2 separate regions of the Homo sapiens genome follow, and region 2 is linked to region 1. The links are chromatin contacts, found by Hi-C or POLR2A ChIA-PET in ENCODE. All regions are on one chromosome and are shown on one strand. The core of a region is the stretch at or near the end of the contact, and the rest is flanking DNA. Distances in the headings are between cores, read along the strand shown. Region 1 holds the start of MTMR6 (myotubularin related protein 6). Region 2 holds the start of MRPL57 (mitochondrial ribosomal protein L57).

What was found. A loop is a pair of places that touch in the nucleus more often than their neighbours do. ChIA-PET counts read pairs that join two places held with the same protein, here RNA polymerase II (POLR2A). Pooled maps may share reads with other maps.
Region 2: a map of B cell shows a loop between it and region 1 (12-fold over the local background). The contact joins the promoter of MRPL57 here to the promoter of MTMR6 in region 1. A Hi-C loop is called at or near these places in 1 of 168 maps with a recorded cell type or tissue (B cell) and 6 of 50 pooled maps. POLR2A ChIA-PET finds 5 or more read pairs at or near these places in 1 of 52 experiments (activated CD4-positive, alpha-beta T cell).

The regions. Positions count from the first base shown.
Region 1 is chr13:25,284,893-25,292,373 of GRCh38, reverse strand. MTMR6 (myotubularin related protein 6) reads left to right here and starts at 4,886. Exons shown (of 14, transcript NM_004685.5): 1 at 4,886-5,150. The coding sequence starts at 5,127. RefSeq lists enhancers at 4,573-4,742, 4,843-5,182, 4,886-5,506.
Region 2 is chr13:21,171,788-21,179,268 of GRCh38, reverse strand. MRPL57 (mitochondrial ribosomal protein L57) reads right to left here and starts at 2,611. Exons shown (of 2, transcript NM_024026.5): 1 at 2,552-2,611; 2 at 185-2,357. The coding sequence starts at 2,352. The coding sequence ends at 2,044. SKA3 (spindle and kinetochore associated complex subunit 3) reads left to right here and starts at 2,717. Exons shown (of 9, transcript NM_145061.6): 1 at 2,717-2,894; 2 at 6,588-6,649; 3 at 6,765-6,930. The coding sequence starts at 2,792. RefSeq lists enhancers at 2,142-2,461, 2,477-3,199, 3,922-4,644.

The sequences.
Region 1 (7,481 bases), core at 3,637-6,136:
GACTTTCATTCCCATCTGCTTTCTTGTGGTCAATGATTACACTGGTATTTTGATATTCACCAGTCTAACTAACCCTAAAAACAAGTCTCTTCCTGATTATCTTCCTTCAGATTAGTTTGTAAGTTGCAGTGGACTACTCAATTGAATTGTAACAGTATTAAGTGTGCTCTTGGCATAATTGATGAGATCAGGCAGCAGAAAATGCTTAATCTGATGAATTTTATTGTATGTCAACATTTTTAAAGGGAAGGATAGGAATGTAGGAACACAGGTGCATATTGAATCCTCTGAAACTGGATCGTGTGCTTTATAAATATTACTAACAATAAAACAAATATTAGTGAATGAACCTCTTCTCTTTCCAATGTCTCTTCATTTCCCACCCCTTGTATTGAGGGGAAATGGGTCTCTTTGTTCCTTGCAGTAATCACCAAGGGGAGAGCTGGCAACAGAGAGGCAGATGGCCTGGATCATCTGGATCCTATATATGGTACCTGACTGGGGCTTCTACTCAGCTACTGCTGCTAACAGGACATCTGTTCCCAGAGCTCCCTGTGCCTTTCACATGCACAGGGTCTTCAAATAATGATGTAGGGACCCCCAACAAAAGTACCAAGCCCCTACCCCATCATTCAATAATGAAGCTTAACAATAGGCAAATTCTCCTATAAAGAGTAAGTTTCCAATCAGCATTTTATTGCTGGAAAGGACCATTAAAGATGATTAGATATTGGAGGATCGCTTCTGACATCAAAGTCAGAGACCAAAACAGCAAACGTAGAGAGAACCTAAAAGGAATAGGGTTCAGGAAGCAAAAATTACAAGAAATACATAAATAAATGAAAACTATTATTCACCTAGGAGAGATGAGCTCTTACATGTATCAGAGCAGGAGGCTAGAAAACAAATAAATGAACAAACTGAAAAACAAAGAAAAATAGGAAAATGTATGTAACCAAAAAGATCTCTTCACTTAGAAACAATAACATTCTAGTAGACAAACCTTGTGCTCAGATTTTGGATTCTTTTTTTTTCCAGTTAGGTCATCTTGGGTTCAGAACAGATCTTGGATTCTAATAACATTTTCCAATAAAAGGAACCAGGGCTCCTTGGGGAAATGGATGATTCTAGGGCTGGGGTGGGAAAGATGCAAGATGAGCCTGGAGCATCTTGTGGTATAGCATACCTGTATTCCCAGCTACTCAGAAGGCTGAGACAGGAAGGTTGCTTGAGCCCAGGAGTTTGAGGCTGTAGTGCACTATGATCACACCTATGAACAGCCACTGCACTCCAGCCTGGGCAATATAGCGAGACCTCATCTCTAAAAAATAAATAAATAAATAAAAATAAAGTCTATTTAAAGTGAAAACACTTAGAAATTAAAAATATAAGCCAGGCACAGTGGCTCATGCCTGTAATCCCAGCACTTTGGGAGGCAAACCTTGTGCTCAGTAGACAAAAAAGGAAGAAAAAGAAGAATCCAAGATCTGAGCACAAGGTTTGTCTACAATTATATATGTATGTGCATGTATATGTGTGTATATATATATACATACACATACATACACACATGTACATATATATAATTGCAGCAATTAAAAATATTAGAAATAATGGAGTATTCTAAAAATATTAGAAACAATGAAGTATTAAGAATTTCCTAGAGAGTAGATTAGAAAGGTAAATTCTTAAAAAATAGGAGTGAAAGAATAGTAAAATTAGGAAGTCAGACCAGGAATTTCTACTGAAAAAAGAAAGGGGCTGGGCACAGTGGCTCACATCTGTAATTCCAGCACTTTGGGAGGCTGAGGCAGGCAGATCACTTGAGCCCGAGAGTTTGAGACCAGCATGGGCAACATGGAAAAAACCCGTCTCTACAAAAAATACAAAAATTAGTCAGGCTTGGTGGTGCACGCCTGTAGTCCCAGTTACTCAGGAGGTTGAGGTGGGAAGATTGCTTGAACCTGAGGGGTTGAGGCTGTAGTGAGCTGAGATTGTGCCACTGCACTCCAACCTCAGTGACACAGTGAGACCCTGTCTCAAAAATAAATAAATAAAAATAAAACAAAATAAAAAGAAAGGAGAAAGGACAGGAGGGAAATAGGAAAGAAGAAAGATGAGGGAGAGAAGAGAGGTGAGAAGAATAAAAAAAATTTTTAAAGGGAAAAAAGAAAAAGGAAGAAGGAAAAAGAACGAAACAGTAATTATTACAGAAATAATACAAGAAAATGTCCCAGAATTGAAGGACTTATGTTTTCAGATTACAGAGCTCAAAACACTGGGCAGAAAAATAAACAAGAAAGCTAAGTTTTATTATGTTGAAATTTTAGACCATTGGAGATAAAGAGATCCAAAAAGCATCCTGAGAAAGTAGAAGCGACACCTAAAGGGAAATCGGAATGCCAGCGGATTTCTGAACAACTGCATTGAAAGTCAGGATATGTCTCTGGGAGCTTTCAAAATCCTAATTAAAATTACAGAATTCTAGACCTAGCCAAACTTCCCGTCAAGGATTTATGCTCCATTCACCCTTTCTCAGGAAGTTAATACAGAATATACTACATCAGAATAAAACAATGCAAGTAAGTAAATCAAGAAAGATAAACCACAGGATCTAAAAATTCAGCACAAGTAACCAACACATTTCTCAGGCCCATGGTGAGGAGAGTCCCAGGATAATATCCATTCAGTAGGCTCAGAGAACACAAGTGCAAACTGGAGCAAAAGGAGAAAAGGCTCCTAGAAGCATCTGGAGACCTCTAAAGAGATGTCTCGAGGAAAGATAATGGAACTGAGTGATTGCCAGATTTAACCATAAGGAATATTCTATCTAGTGCAAGAGTATTCAACTCAAGAGTCAAAGAAACGTCATTTAATATTTTATCTGTTATTTTACTTTCTTTCTGTAAAGCTAGGTAATTTTCTAGCCTATCATATTAACATAAATAGAACTTTAATATGGATTTTGAGAAGCAAATCAATGTAAAACAGTTGTTAAGAATACAGACTCTGAAGTCAGCCTGTCTGGCTTTATAACATGGATCTTGGCTTTATCTGCTATGTGATATTGGGCAAGTTACTTCACTTCATTGTGTCTCGCTTGTCTCATCTCTAAAATAAAGAAAGCAATAGCATTTTCCTCAGAATACCCGTAAAGCACTCAGTACATTTGGTCACCTGACATCATTATGATTGCCTCTCTGTGAGAATTGGTAAAGAGAGGACACAGGAAGTGAGGAGATGAGAAGAGGGAGGATAATCTGTAGGGGAATGGGGAAGGAGGAAGTTGTAAATTGGGAGGAAAATGATATAAAAAGTTTTGTTAAGAAAGTCTTGCTGTATGCTATACAATTCACCTCTTTCTGTTTTCTCAAAAAGCAATCCTCAGTAAAGACCTACATTACTTTTCTCTCTCTCTATATATATATATATGTGTATATATATATATATGTATATATATATATATATATATGTGTATATATATATATATATATATTTTTTTTTTTTTCTGAGCAGGATTTGTGGGGTTTTTTTTCGGGGGGAGGGGGTGGATGTGATACTGTACTAAGGTTGGTTTCTAGGTGGTTTAATGTAACTCTTATTACATATTTAGCTTAGAGGAGTCAGCAACTCCACCGCAAAGGCTGTTGTGTTTAATAACCATCTCCATTGCTTTGGCAATCTGTCTGAAACATCGTAGGCACTCAAAACAAAACAAACCAAGACAACTTGAACAAAATGAAACAAATAAGTGAAACAAAATTTTTAATTATAAAAGAAAATTTAGATGTTAGGCTTTTCTAACACCAATCACAGTATGAAAGATGAAGATTACAAACCTTAACCGGCTTAGTACAGAATACTTACAAAACGTAGAGCAGAGTTTCTCGGACTCTAACTCCTGACCTCAAGTGATCCGCCCGCCTCAGCCTCCCAAAGTTCTGGGATTACAGGCGTGAACCACCGCGCCTGGCATAGAGCAGGGTTTCTCAACCTCTGCACTGTTGTCATCTGCCGGATAATTCCCTGTAGTTGGGGGGTTGGTCTGGTGCCTAGTAGGGTGTTCAGCAGCCGACTTGTGACTTGGCCTCCACCCACCAGTTGCCCCCCGCCGCCACCCCCCCACCACCACCATTTGAGACAACCAAAAATATCTCCAGATGTTACCAAATGTCCCCCGGGGAGAAAACTCACTCCAGGCTGAGAAGTACCACATTAGACGTGTTCTAACAAAAATTACCTGTAACCCTCACCTAGAAATGTAAACTTTTTGTTTACATAAATAAAAATTACAGAGCACGGCTACATTGAACTTATTGTTCCATAGTCAGTTTTTTCTTCACTCAGTAATGCAGCATTAACATTTTCGTTATGTGATATCCCTCTACAGGATGAGTTTTAATGGATGCTGGTGCTAACATCGTATGAAATTGAGGTAGGAGGCGGGACTCTGACACCAGACCAGATTGAGGACTAGCTAATCATCATACTTTACATAAGGAATCCGTAGGATTGGAGAGTTGATTGTTTCAAATAAGGCTGGTTTCCTTATTTGGTTATTTCCTTAGAATAATAACTCCAAATCTGATTATTTCCTTAGAATACATTCTTATGAGTAGAACTGCAGCTCAAACTAAATTTGGTGCTGTCCAGTGGTATGGCGATGGACTTCAGAACATCCTCCACTCTTGCCCTCACCCCACAAGAACCCTTTACTCGGGATCCATTCTCACGCAGTCTTCCTCCCCGACCGCCCCGCGCGTCCGCTCGGCGGGATGACAAAGACCGCCTCGGGTGGGGTGGTGAGCAGTACCGGCCTCCTCCAGCAGGGGGCGCTGTGGGATCCGCCGCTGTCCGGGACGAACCAGCAAGCCGCTCTCGGTCCACACACGCTCTGTCTGCCTGCCCCGAGTCCCCCGGGAGGCCGCGGGGTTTGGGGAAGTGTTTCTAGGAGACGGCGCTCACCGGCTGCACCTGCGCCGTTGACGCCACCGGGGCCGGCAGACAGACCCGCGGCGCTGGCTGGTGGAGGGAGTTCCCGCTTGCTCTCTGTCGCTGTCACCGCCCTGTTTCTGTAGCCGTATGGTACGCCTGTGAGACCGGCTGCCGGCTGACGTCTCCTTGCGATGGAGCATATCCGGACGACCAAGGTAGTCGGGCGCGGGATCGCCAGTCTTCAGGGGCCCTGCTCTGACCCGGCTGAGGCAGGAGGAGACGAAGGCTCTGCTGGCCTGACTGGGGCTGGGAGCCGGCCCGGCGGAGACCCGGCCCGGGGCGGGAGGGTCTGGCCAGGCCTGGTCTGGGAGGGCAGGGTTAGCTTGGGCCAAGCGGGGTGCAGAGGCCTCCTGTACCTACAGGAGCAGGGGTCCCACTTTCAGCATCTTGGAGTGCGTAGAGATAAGTCTGGGAAAACTGGTCACCGCCCTCCTAGCTCTACGTTTTCTCGGGCAAAATTGGGGCTCCTTTAACTTTGGAGTCTTTCAGCCTTTCGTTGCCTCATCAACCGGAAAACCGTCTTCAAATTAACATTATGATGCTGTGTAAGCTTGTCCTTGCTCACATTTCATTGTCCCGTGTCACAGATTCACAGTACGAGTTTTGGAGGAACCGAGATCAGCACTCCGCTCCACCTCCCTTTGCTGTCTCGGTCTCCAGTCTTTCGCATCCGGTGTTTCCGTGTCTGTGCTTCATACTTCAGGCATTGTCCTGTGTCAGTAGTCAAGAGTTCTGGAGAAGGGAAAAATGTTATTCCATATTTTAAAAGGTCGGATGCAGCTTTATTCGATTGACCTTATTGCACTCCATGCTTAATTTTTGTGTGTGGAAGACCTTCATTTTGAGAACGAACAAATATTTTTATTTCGTTACAAATTTAAAAACGGAAGGAAATGACATCAGAATGTTACCAAATTACGTTTCCAACGACATTTAAGTTTAACTTTGAGAGGGAGAAAAACATAAATCGAGACGAGAAGAATAACATTTTAAAATCACTGCGAGCCCACTGCAAGGCAGCCTCTTGACGTTTTGGCAAAGCTGAAGCCCTTTAGTTGCTGCCCATCTTAAAATTACGGCTCATTTAGGGAACCACAGATGTTCGTTATCTTCATTGTTCCAAGAAGAATTTGTGTTTTTAAAAATTTTTTAAATGTTTCACAAACCTTTTAAAGGTATACATAAATTTTTATTGGAGCTTGTCTTTAACATTGTGCATACCGTATCTAGTAAAATTGAAGATTCTGAAAACTAACCCCTTAACATTTTTTTTTAAGAGAAGAAAGATAAAATAACTTGAGAATTCAAGTTGTGGGTACTTAAATTTTGAAAATGGAAGGGTGCTTAAGTCTATAACCAAACTCGTAGAAGGTGCACAGAGGAAAAGAGGACTAGAGTGGACATTGGATCAGGTTCTTGTATTGGTTCCAGATATGTATTATGTAGTAGCTAAGTGCACGTGACTTCCTTCTGCATCAGTTCGAAGCTCCTCTATTTTTCATATGCTTTCTACGGTGCATAGCACACAATCGAAAACCGGTAAAAGGCTGGGCACGGTGGCTCACGCCTGTAATCCCAGCACTGTGGGAGGCCGAGGTGGGCGGATCACTTGAGGTAAGGAGTTCGAGACCAGCCTGGACAACCTGGCAAAACCCCATATCTACTAAAAATACAAAAATTAGCCGGGCATGGTGGCAGGCGCCTGTAATCCCAGCTACTCAGAGGCTGAGGCAGGAGAATTGCTTCAACCGGGGAAGTGGAGATTGCAGTGAGCCAAGATGGCACCAGTGCACTCCAGCCTGGGCAATAGAGCGGGACTCAGTCTCAAAAAAAAAAAAGAAAGCCGGGTGGGGTGGTATGTACCTGTAGTCCCAGCTACTCGGGAGGCTGAGATGGGAGGATGGCTTGAGCCCACGAAGTGGAGGTTGCAGTGAGCCAAGATTGCGCCATTGCCCTCCAGCCTGGGTGACATAATTGGGGGGGGGGGGGCGGAAAAGAATAAAAAATCAGTAAAAGTAAACTGAATCTGATCAACTAGAGCAAATCCTATTCTTAGGTGGATGATAAGAGTGAACAGACTTGGAAAATATTTAGGATCCCTTGGTTATTTTAAATCTTTCCTCATTCAATTTATTATGAATATATATCTTTGTTTTTATTTGTAGAGTTGTAGCCCCTCTTATTAGCTCTTTGAAAGTTGTCACTGGTGACTTTCATTTTGTCTGATATTCCTCCTTATCTACCAACTGATGAACTTTTCTTCAAGTAATGCTCTGATTTTGACTTATCTTTACACAGTGGTCTCATGCTAGTGGTTTAATAAGGCCTTTTTAGAGACTAAGAAATTTCTGATGAATTGTCTATTAAAACTACTTTTCAAATATGCTCCTTTATTACTTTGGGTTGTTTTTCTAGTATTGGATCACTACTCTGGAGTAATATTAAGTGAGTGTATGTAGACCGCAAATAAATATTTTCTAGGTACC
Region 2 (7,481 bases), core at 1,362-3,861, 4.1 Mb after region 1:
ATACAGCAATTCAATCTCAAGTCCATCTCATCACTGGCTGTAACTGTGGACAGTTCCTTAAATGTTTCCTCAAATATAAAATAGTTCCAACCGTATAGAGTGCTGTATACTGTGTCACCAAATGCATATTGTATAGGGTACTGTATTACACTACTATATACAGTATGTATTTAGAAACACAAAGTTTTTGACTATTTTTATTATATTCTGAAAGCGAACATCTTCAACTGGTAAATTACATGGTATATTAAATTATTTTCAAAAAAGATATTTTTATTTATATTATTATATGTATTTTTTGAGATGGTGTCTCACTCCCGTCATGCAGGCTGGAGAGCAGTGGCACGATCTCAGCTCACTGCAACCTCCACCACCTGGGTTCAAGCAATTCTCCTTCCTCAGCCTTCCCAGTAGCTAGGATTACAGGCATGCATGACCAAGCCTGGCTAAATTTTTTTTGCTGATTTTTATATTTTTAGTAGAGATGGGGTTTCACCATATTGGCCAGGCTGGTCTCGAACTCCTGACCTTGTGATCCGCCCACCTTGGCCTCCCAAAGTGCTGGGATTACAGGCGTAAGCCACCACGCCCGGCTAATTTTTGTATTTTTAGTAGAGATGGGGTTTCGCCATGTTGGCCAGGCTGGTCTGGAACTCCTGATCTCAGGTGATCCTTCTGCCTAAGCCTCCCAAAGTGATGGGATTACAGAAGTGAGCCACCGTGTGGGCCTCAGCCATACAACTTTGACAAAGTTCTTTGTGTGTCTTCCCAGTCAATAGTGGTTTCTCCTTTATTCCTGTTCCCACAGACGCAATTCTGATTTTTTTCCCCACCTAAATTTTCTTTTTCTGTCGCCCAGGCTAGAGTGCAGTGACACAATCTCGACTTACTGCAGCCTCCACCTCCTGGGTGCAAGCGATTCTCCTGCCTCAGCCTCCTGAGTAGCTGGGATTACAGGCCTCACCACTGCACCCGGCTAATTTTATGTATTTTCAGTGGAGACAGGGTTTCACCATGTTGGTTGGGCTGGTCTTGAACTCCTGGCCTCAAGTGATCTGCCCGCCTCAGCCTCCCAAAGTGCTGGGATTACAGGCGTGAGCCATCCCGCCTGGCCATATATTATTGTTATTTTAGATAGGGTCTCGCTATGTTGCCCAAGCTGGACTCAAGCAATATTCCTGAATAGCTGGGACTACATGCAAGCACCACAGCACCCTGCCAAAATAGCTAAAAAATACACCTTCCTGTAACAGCTCTGATAAATATCTTTTACTTCGTTTATTTTTCTTTTTTGAGATGCAGTCTCCCAGGCTGGAGTGCAGCGGCATGCTCTCGGCTCACTGCAACCTCCGCTTCATTGCAACCTCTGCCTCTGAGGTTCAGGCGATCCTCCCACCTCAGCGTCCCAAGTAGCTGGGATTGCAAGCCTGCACCAACATACCCAGCTAATTTTTTTTGTATTAGTAGAGACGGGTTTTATCACCTTGGCCAAGCTGGTCTTGAACTCCTGACCTCAAGTGATCCGCCCGCCTTGGACTCCTAAAGTGTTGGGATTACAGGCGTGAGCCACCGCACCCGGCCTCTTTTACTTCGCTTAAATGTCCAATTTTAGTAGTAAAATCCCGGAAAATGTTTTTAGGAGTATGTTTAACTGAAAAGCTCATATTTTCTTTCATTTTTGGGCAATTCTTAAGGTAAGCAAACTAATGTTGCATGATAAAGCCCCCATCAAGTATCTCATACTTAAGCAAAGACCTCAAATCATTGTGGCTTTATTGCAGCTTTCCTTCAAAATATCATCTGTGACTGAGGAAATCCCTATCTTCCTATCAGACTAATGAAACCACAGGACAGCAATTAGACTTTTAAGTATTGGGGGTTTAGAGCTCTAGATATTCGATATGCAGACTACTCATGTTTGTTTGTTTTAATAAAGACTGGTCCAAAGGCTCATTTTCACACAAGCTACAGTTTTTCAGTTCCAGGACCAGGTAAAGATGGTCAGCTCCGTGATCCATAAAATCCAAGGGTGACGACTCAGGATTAGGACCATTTCTTGGTGACATTGAGATGGTCGAGCTGGTCCGCAATGAATCTATGCGGGGGGAACTTGGAAGTGGCGGCCGCCTTTATGGCCTCGAAGGCCTCCCTCCTGCGCACCGCGGCGTGGCCGCGCTCCTGCTCCCGGGTCATGTAGGGCATGCTCAGCCAGTAATGGTTCTCCGCCTCGATCTCCAGGCGGCGGATCATGTTCTGCTTGGCGCGCAACGACACGAACCGCGGCCGCCGGTGCTTCCCGATCCACTGACGGCCGGGAATGCGGCCGCGCCAGAGGAGCGCAGTCAGGAACATGGTGCCTGCGGAAGAGAGGGACGGGCTTTGCGGAGGCGAACTGGCGCGGCCGGACCTGGAGAGAGCAGCGGGCGCGCGCTCCAGCTCACGCCTACGGGAGTTCCCGCACCGCCTCCCCTCCAGAGAAGCGGGGAGCCCAGGTAAGGCCAGCAGGCGAAGAAGGAGCTCCCTAGAGAACCGAATTCGCACAGCTACTCACCTGCCGCGCTGCTCAAGACTCTGCGTCTCCGCGGCCGCCAGCAGACGCCGTGGCGTAAGCGCACCCGTCTCGCGGGGTCTCCTGGGGCCTCGGCGAGAGACTTCGGCTCTCGCGAGAGAGGACTGCGCCTGCGCAGAGCCGAGGACGCGTCCGGCGCCGAGATTCAAACTAGTGGCGGGAGGCTGTGAGCTGAGCGGTGGGGTCTGCGTACGCCTGGAGTCCTTCCCCGCTGTGCTCAGCATGGACCCTATCCGGAGCTTCTGCGGGAAGCTGCGGTCTCTGGCCAGCACGCTGGACTGCGAGACGGCCCGGCTGCAGCGAGCGCTGGACGGAGAGGAAAGCGGTGCGTGAGGCGGGCGGCCAGGGCACGGTGCGTGGGGTGCGCCGCGGGCGGAGGGGCGTGGCGAGTGGACGGTATGTCCCACGGGAACCGCCAGGCACTGACGGCGTGGACGGCTGCCACCGAGGCGCAGGGCGGGTGCTGCGCGTCTCACTGCTCGGCGTTTGGCGTTAGCGTAGCTCCCGGGCCTGTTTATGGTTTATTCCTAGGAACCCTTGTCGCGTGTCCGTTTTAGACCCATGTACAACCCCACGGCTCTCTTGAGATAATGAAAGTAGCACTATTACGTTATAAACAGAGACAGCAGCACTTAAGAATAAGAACCTAAATTAACAGATTGAGCTCATAATACATATACTAATTTATACGTGATATGCTTTCGTCACATACAATATGTGTGCTTGTCAGTAAAATACCATGTAAACCTAAACAGTTTCTCTTAGAATCAAGCTATTTAACGTTCTTTACACAATACTTTACACATATAGTGACTTTTTTCTCACTCACGTGGTCCACAGTTGCAGTAAACCTCTGTGTTTTTCCCGCTAAACCATGTTGCCAACACAAACACTAGTACTCAACAGTGCTGGGGTTTAAAAAAATATGTGTATATAAATAAAGCAAAATTCACCATTCCCCTTTTTATTAGAGATTTTTTAAATTGTTGAAAAAGTAGTTCAGATTTTGGAATTATTTCATAAATGTCATAATTGTAATGTGCTTTAAAATATTACACCCTGCAGACTACTTTTACTTTAATTATATAATGAATGATCTCCAGTCACTTGAAAATGTCTATTTCTGCCCGGCGCGGTGGCTCACGCCTGTAATCCTAGCACTTTGGGAGGCTGAGGCGGGCGGATCACAAGGTCAGGAGATCGAGACCATTCTGGCTAACACGGTGAAACCCCGTCTCTACTAAAAATACAAAAAATTAGCCGGGCGTGGTGGCGGGCGCCGGTAGTCCCAGCTACTCGGGAGGCTGAGGTAGGAGAATGGCGTGAACCCGGGAGGCGGAACTTGCAGTGAGCCGAGATCCGCCACTGCACTCCAGCCTCGGCGACAGAGCAAGAGTCCGTCTCAAAAAGAAAAAAAGATTTGGCCGTGCACGGTGGCACACGCCTGTAATCCCAGCATTTTGGGAGGCCGAGGTGGGTGGATCGCCCGAGGTCAGGAGTTCAAGACCAGCCTGGCCAACGTGGTGAAACCTCGTCTCTACTAAAAATACAAAACAATTAGCTGGGCATAGTAGTGGGCGCCTGTAATCCCAGCTACTCGGAGGCTGAGGTGGGAGAATCGCTTGAACCCTGGAAGCGGAGGTTGCAGTGACCCGAGATCGCGCCACTGCACTCCAGCCTGAGCGATCTTAGACTCCATCTAAGAAAGAAAAAACTATCTTCAGATGGTCATCAGGAATGTGAAAAGACATCAATTTCATTAGTCATCAAGGAAATGCAAATTTCATTAGTCATCAAGGAAATGCAAATTAAATCTCAATGTAGTACAGTTGCATACCCAGCAGGATAGCTAAAACGAAAAAGAGAAAATTACCAAGTGTTTGGAAAGATGTGGAACAAATGCGCTTTTTGTTGTTGTTGTTGTTGTTGTTGGAGCAGTACGCACTTTTTTTTTCTTTTTTTAAAATTATTATACTTTTAAGTTCTAGGGTACATGTGCACAACGTGCAGGTTTCTTACATATGTATACATGCACCATGTTGGTGTGCTGTACCCATTATCTCGTCATTTACATTAGGTATATCTCCTAATGCTATCCCTCCCCCCTTCCCTCACCCCATGACAGGCCCAAGTGTGTGATGTTCCCCTTCCTGTGTCCAAGTGTTCTCATTGTTCAATTCCCACCTATGAGTGAGAACATGCGGTGTTTGGTTTTTTGTCCTTGCAATAGTTTGCTGAGAATGATGGTTTCCAGATTCATCCATGTCCCTACATAGGACATGAACTTATCCTTTTTTATGGCTGCACATGGTGTATATGTGTCACATTTTCTTAATCCAGTCTATCATTGATGGACATTTGGGTTGGTTCCAAGTCTTTGCTATTGTGAATAGTGCGGCAATAAACATAAGTGTGCATGTGTCTTTATAGCAGCATGATTTATAATCCTTTGGGTATATACCCAGTGATGGGATGGCTGGGTCAAATGGTATTTTTAGTTCTAGATCCTTGAGGAATTGCCACACTGTCTTCCACAATGGTTGAACTAGTTTACAGTCCTACCAACAGTGTAAAAGTGTTCCTATTTCTCCACATCCTCTCCAGCACCTGTTTTTTCCTGACTTTTTAATGATTGCCATTCTAACTGGTGTGAGATGGTATCTCATTGTGGTTTTGATTTGCATTTCTCTGATGGCCAGTGATGATGAGCAGGAACAAATGCACTTCTTATGCACTGCTGGTGGGAGTGTGAACTGTAAAAATCATGTTGGAAAACTAGCAGTATTTACTGAAGTTGAGCATATGCATAACATATAATCCAGCACTTTTTCTGAGTCTCTTAACATACAGAAATATGAATACGTTGGTACCAAAGACATGTTCTAGGAAGTTCAAAGCAAGAGTATTCATAATAATTCCAAACTAGGCACAATCCAAAGTGTTTCAACAATAGAATAAATAAATATGGTATCACGCAGTGGAAATGCTACACAATAATGAACATGGATTAGATTACGAACGTGGAAGAATGTAACAGTTGAGTGAAAGAAGCCAGTCGCAAAAGAGTACATATTGTTTGAGTCCATTAAATCAAGTTCATAAGTGACAAAACTACTTCATGGCGTTAGAAATCAGGGTAAGGTGGCTGGGTGCAGTGGCTCACGCCTATAATCCCAACACTTTGAGAGGCCGAGGCGGGTGGATCACTTGAGGTCAGGAGTTCAAGACCAGCCTCACCAACATGGTGAAACCCCCATCTCTATTAAAAATATAAAACTAGCCAGATGTAGTGGCGCACACCTGTAGTCCCAGCTACTTGGGAGACTGAGACAGGAGAATCGCTTGAATCCGGGAGGTGAAGGTTGCAGTGAGCCAAGATCGCACCATTGCACTCCAGCCTGGGCAACAAGAGCGAAACTCCATCTCAAAAAAAGAAAAAGAAATCAGGCTAAAGTTTACCCTTGTGGGGAAGGGAGAGACTATAAGAGGGCTTCTAGAGTTCTACTAAGGCTCTGTTTCTCCTTTTTCTTGAGCTGAGGGCCAGTTGTGCAGGTATGCTCATTTTATAAAGTTCATTAAACTATATACTTAGGATTTGTATGCTTTTCAGTATGTATGTTATACAGTCATGTTACTTAATGGGGATACATTCTGAGCAACGTTAGGCAATTTTGTTATTGTGCGAACATCATAGAGCATATGTAACACAAACGTAGATGATATGACCTACTGCATACCTAGGCTGTATGGTGTAGCCTGTCGCTCCTAGGCCACAAACCTGTATAGCATGCGACTGCATTGAATACTGTAAGCAACTGTAACATTATGGTAAGTATTTGTGTATCTAAACATAAAAAAGGTACGGTAAAAAATATGGTATTATCTTATGGTACCACTGTCATATGTGATCTGTGATTGACCAATGTCATTATAAGGTATATGATTGTATACTATTCTTTTTCTTCCTCCTTTTCCTTACATTTATTGGACTTCTTTTCTTTCAATATTCATATTGAAGACTTTGAAGATTATCCAATGAGAATTTTATATGACCTTCATTCAGAAGTTCAGACTCTAAAGGTATCACTCCTACAATATTGATTTATTATTTTTCTGTGGCGAGTAATTTTTTTATCCTAAATAGATTTAGTCAGAAGTTAGAGAAATTAAAATGTACTTTCTTTATTCATAAAAGGATGATGTTAATATTCTTCTTGATAAAGCAAGATTGGAAAATCAAGAAGGCATTGATTTCATAAAGGCAACAAAAGTACTAATGGAAAAAAATTCAATGGATATTATGAAAATAAGAGAGTATTTCCAGAAGTATGGATATAGTCCACGTGTCAAGAAAAATTCAGGTTTGAATAACTTCATTTTATAGCATTTGTTTTAGTATTGAAGAAACAAGGCAGCATGATTAAGACAACTGTAGCCTTGGCTATGGTTTTTAGTTCTAGCTCTGTTGTTATCTGACGCTTATTTGATAAATATTTAGTCAACTCTCACTGTGTGGTGTGCTTTTGGAGTGCTAATCAGGGGTGTAATATAAAAACAGTCCTTGTTCTCCTTTCCAAAATGCCAAATGAAAGCTAGCACAATGCTAGATTTAGCACATTTAGGCTAGATGGCCTATTTAAATGAAAAACTACAAGATAAATCTTCAAAACTTGGGATAGGTGGTTTCTAGTTAGCCCTGCCAATAAAAGCTGAGAGACCTCGAGGCATGTTATTTCATTTTTCTTGTTCACAGTGTTCTCTTCTATAGAAAGAGATATTGGCTATAAAATTTGACGAAGTCCTTTTTTGATTCTAAAATTTTAATGAAGGGCATTCTATCATAGTGGTTTAGAATTTGGAGTCAAAATGCCTGAGTTCAAATCCGTATTCCACCACTTAATAGCTGTATTAT